Regions from separate parts of the Homo sapiens genome. Here region 1 is linked to region 2. A link is an interaction called in ENCODE POLR2A ChIA-PET data of the cell type or tissue named here. Cell type or tissue: GM12878. All regions are shown on one strand. Region 1 overlaps TBC1D5 (TBC1 domain family member 5). Region 2 overlaps PLCL2 (phospholipase C like 2).

What was found. Peaks named below come from ENCODE experiments on the same cell type or tissue, not always from the same donor. Only the 100,000 strongest peaks of a DNase experiment are listed, where the experiment ranks them.
Region 1: POLR2A ChIA-PET joins it to region 2 with 6 read pairs; 2 of 35 experiments call an interaction of 5 or more read pairs at or near these places.

Annotation. Positions count from the first base shown.
Region 1 is chr3:17,181,201-17,183,700 of GRCh38, reverse strand. The region is part of intron 20 of TBC1D5 (TBC1 domain family member 5); the gene reads left to right. Among named protein-coding and RNA genes, the nearest start is that of PLCL2-AS1, 130 kb to the right of the region's middle. RefSeq lists a silencer at 1,237-1,336. In GM12878, no CTCF peak of the experiment used is centred here; DNase peaks (open chromatin) are centred at 1,330 and 2,011; H3K27ac peaks cover 817 bases.
Region 2 is chr3:17,025,669-17,028,168 of GRCh38, reverse strand. The region is part of intron 3 of PLCL2 (phospholipase C like 2); the gene reads right to left. Among named protein-coding and RNA genes, the nearest start is that of PLCL2-AS1, 28 kb to the left of the region's middle. In GM12878, no CTCF peak of the experiment used is centred here; no DNase peak of the experiment used is centred here.

The DNA.
Region 1 (2,500 bases), 160 kb before region 2:
GGCTGGCTGCCTGACAGTGTCTTATTAGCAGCTGGCTGGGTCCTGTTCTACCCTCAGCCATATTCCTACCATCTCAACCACTCCTGCAGGGAAAGGGCTCAAGAGGGAAAAACAGCAGGAGAAACCCTGGTAGATGATTGATAGGGTAGTATCTCTCATCACAGCAAGAAACATTACCCCTGTCACATTTGATCCACCTCTTACAGACTCTCTTAATAAGCTGCTTGATGATCATTTTTAAAAATTCATATAGACCTATAACCAAGTCGCCAGTTCGGTCGCTTACCACTTGCAGAGTCCAATTAACAAGAGTGAGTTCTGGCTGGTATAAGGAGACTTTTTATTCCATAGCTTAGCTTAGGGGAAGAAGTACAGACTTCTGCCCTTAAAGATACCACCTCACTTTGGGGACAGAAAACAAAGGCTTTTAAAGGGGGACTTGGCATGAACAGCAAACAGGGAAGGAACGAGCAGTTAAAGGTCTGTGTCCGTGGCTTCATTGCCTTATCTTCCAGGTGGTTAAGCTGGCGCCAGCACAGGCAGAGCTAGGTTGTAAAGTGACTGTTGTCTGAGATACTCTCCAGTTGGGGGGAGAGTTTCATCTCAGGCATACTGGAGGTTGCAAAGTGACTGTTGTCTCAGAGAAATCTCTGGGTGGGAGAGATTTCCAGTCCTGGAGCTTCTAAGCAAGCACATAGTTAGGTAAGCTTGCCCTGTAGGGAGTGTCTGGTAAAGGGCAGGTAAAGATTGCGTTTAAAGAGCTAGGTAGGAAATGGAGAACAAGGCAAAGGGAGGAAAGAGAAAAGAAGAAAATAATAATTTAAAAAAAAACACAACTCATTCTCTTTCTCTTAGAAAAATGGGGGTAATAAGTTACAGACCTAATTTTACATGAATCTTATATTATCTAATATCATTGCACTTTAAAATACACCAAAAAGAACTAATAAACAGATAGCTTATATAGTTGTATATGACTAATTATGGTTACTTGTTTAAATATAATTTTAATTTTAAAATGAATGTATAGTTTTTGCTTTTCTGGCTACTTGGATGACCTTTGCATTACTTGACTTTAGTTTTCACCAAAGTAAGAGAGCAAAGAAGTGATGGGGAGAAAGATTTACTGGAACTCCACAGAATCCTGCTAGGAAATTCCCAAGTTGTTTGGTACACACAGCAACTTTTAAAGCAGCTTTACTTAAGCCTCGGAATTTTCAAACAGCTTTTGCTCTGACTTTGGTCTTTCAATCAGCACTGAAAGAGCATTTTCTCATTGCATGGGAGGGGGAAACACTTTAATTAAAATGGAAAGAAAAGCCTATACCAGCTGTGAATTTTCAGCTAACCACAAAACTAGATTTGTTTTTGTGTGTACGTTTCACTTTCAGCCAGAACTCGTTCACATAGCTGTTGACTTTTTTTTCCCTCATATAAATAGCATGACTGCGTTTTTAAAGTGGGATTAAGGGATGCTACCAAGAATTCCTGGCTCCACGGCCCACAGATGCATTTCACTTCAAATGCACAATACAACAATGGTTAATTAAAAGATGCTCCTAGATTGTAGGCAACTTTGATTCTAAGCAAAGATTCAAGGAAAACACGAAGATTAAGTTGACTTGATGCTCTTGATTTGTTTTTTAACATATTATGGCTTCTTAAGAAATTATTTTAATACCCTTATTTTTTCCATAGATGTGTTTCTCTTTCTCATTATTAAAGGAGAACAAAATTGGAAGGACTAAGGTGTTCATTAGTAAGGGATTGAATATAATATAGTATAATATAATTCAATCTTTATAAAGATTAAAATGTTAATATAAGTAGATATTAGTGATAGATTATTAGGTGATAAAAACAGATGGCAAAATGGTATATATTTGGCCTGAAAATACTGTTAACAGTGGTTGCCTAGGTAAAAGGAAGGTTATAGAGGGACTTTCCAAGGGACCTAATCTTCTATGCTTAGAAAATAGAAGACATGCCCTGAAAATCTGTGGATGGCTTCAGTGCATGTAACTAGCACTGGGGGGTCAACCTGTATACGTAGCAGGCAGAGCCAGTTGTAAGGGTGGTGAAGTGGTGTCTGAGAAACAGACAACCTCATGAGGCATCAAACAGATCTAGGGTTGAACCCAGGCCCTGTCCCTTAACTCAGCCTGCTTATGAATGTGTCCTCATATGTCGACACATATGTACTTGACATTTCCATCTATCTTGCCAGTTCCTTGCCAAAAAATATTTTTAAACCCTAGTATCAGGAATGGCCCAAAGTGGGTATTAAACACAAGTCATCTCATCTTTCCTTTTAACTCTTTAACTGTCTCTTCTCAGGGAAGAATCTGAGAGACTCTTCCAGCCCATGGCCGTAGAGCTGAGTAATAACTTGTCCAGAGTCTACAACTGGTTAGTTGAAAAGCTGGACTAGTACCACATTTCCCAGTACCCAACTGAATATTCCTCTATCAAATGATGCAAAACGATGCTGGAATTTGGG
Region 2 (2,500 bases):
CTACCCAATTCCCTTCTCTCCACCCAGCCCTTCAGCCCCTCAGCAAGAAATGCTTGATTTGGCTGAGAGAAGGAGTACTATTTAAACTCAATTCTTGGACTGGCTCATTTTTAATGCCTCATTACCAAGCAGCACAACCATGGTTATACATAAACACTAAATATATGTGAGGTTAAATTAGTTACAAATGTTATTGAGTTATAGCACACAGCTCAGGTGGATTGTCACCACTTCCCACTGACGTAGCATGCTTGCCTCACGGGCGCTATTAAAATCAGAGCAAACGTTAATTTCCACTGGCTTTTTCCTCTTTTAGTTTCCACCTCTTGTTTCTTTAGGTTTCTGACCGTAACAATTAGTAGAACCATATTCAGGCTCATTGCTTTTTCCAGCAGAGGAGTGCTCAGGCAACGATAACAGTCTCCTCCTTCCTCCAGGTTAACGATTAGAATCCCATTCTTATGTATCAAAACTCAAAATGCAGTGAGTACATTTTAAAGGAAAGGAAGGAAGAAAAGAAAGAAAGGAAAAAGAGAAAAGAAAGAAAGAGAAAGTCATAATTTAGGTTGGCAAAGGTGACTTTGAAAATCACTGTATCAAAATACCCTAAGGACTTTTACCCAATCCACTTTTGGAAGTGTTGGCAAATTTGTTCTGTACAGAGCCAGACAGTAAACATTGTAGGCTGCTAGGCTTAGGCTTAGTTTCTGTCGCAACTACCCTACTCAACTTTGCCACTGTAGTGAGAAAGCAGTCATTGATAGTATTTAATGGAGGTGGTTGTTCTCCAAAAACACTTCATTTATGGAGAGCAAAATTTGAAGTTCATATGACTTTCATATCACAAGATATTATTTTTTATTTTTCCAATAAATTAAAAATGTAAAAACCATTCTCAGCTTTCAGACTATACAGAAACATGTGTTTCTCAGCTCCTCCTCTAAAATGTTACATGATGCATCACTTGGTAAAACTGGACTCAAAGTACTTGAGATAATATAGTTTGATATGCGACATGCACTTTTTAGGAAAGAACATGAAAAATCAAGTGTAGTTGGTATTTTAAAAGAATAAACACATATTACGATATATGTTGGACAAAAAATTTTGGCTATGGAGAATTCTAACGTTTAACAATAAAGACAGGGCTTAGTTTTAGGAAAACAGCTTAAAATTCGTACCATCCCAGTTATATTTAGCTAAATAATGAAATAGCTGTTTCTATTCACAAAGATAGAATTTATTTTGTTTTGTTTTTTTTTCTAATACAAGATAAACGATCTATTTATTTATTTATTTTTTGAGACAGGGTCTCAGTCTGTCACCCAGACTGGAGTGTAGTGGTGTGATCTCAGCTCACTGCAACCTCTGCCTCCTGGGTTCAAGTGATCCTCCCACCTCAGCCTCCTGAGCAGCTGGGACTAAAGGCATGCACCATCATGCCTGGCTAATTTGTGAATTTTAGTAGAGATGGGGTTTCACCATGTCGGCCAGGCTGGTCTCAAACTCCTAGATTAAGTCTGCCTCGGCCTCCCAAAGTGCTGGGATTACAGCATGAGTAATCTGTCCCAGATAAGTGATTTAAAAGCTAAAGTTATTTCATGCCGCAGAATTACATAAATGATGGTATGGCCCCATCTGATGTCTGTCCAGTGTCAGAATATAACTACAAAGAAAACTAGAATGATCAACATTGATTTCAAAGAAAATATCTGAATTAAATATTTCTGTAGGTAGATGAATAATCTCACATAAAATCTCCATATAAAAATCCCTAACATTTAGCCCTAAACATCTGACTAATACTAATGTGGTAGGGAAACAAATGTTTTAAACTCCTTAACATGTTAGTTTTCAGCTAATTGGTAATTAAGCTTGTAGAGTTAAACTTGACTCTTAACACATCATGTTGTCTACCCACTGTGTGAGAGTAATTTTCTTATGGCTCAGAATTTTAAATGCCCTAATTAAGTTAGAAAAGGCTTAAAACCATTATTAAATGCTATTTTTATTCCTGATAAATTCGTCTGGTAGTAAAATCAGCTTACTGGTATTAAAAGTGGTTATTTTGGTGGGGTGAGTGGCATTAATTATTTCACAGCAATCTGGGGGAATAGAAGTGAAGAGAATGAAAAACAGGAGCTGTTAAATAAACTAACGAGTGACAGTTCCCACAGTCCCCACTGACAGAGCAGTTACTGTGCAGAAGGGACTCACCCTCCAGACACGTGCGCTGCTCTGAGAGGTTTGGTGAGGGTGACGGTGAGTCTTCCCACTCATGTGAAAATGAGAGGCAATGCTGAATTGTATCTCTTATGAACATGAGGTCAAATGTAACGTAACAACAAAATATGAGCTTCAAAGCTTATGAAATGTCAAACTTTATTTATAGAAATACATCAGCTGTGGAGAAAAATCATTACCTCATTATTCAGAAGGTTGTGAAGAAACACCTTAGAATTTTTTTCCAGCTCATGACCAGGGACATAACAGACAGAAA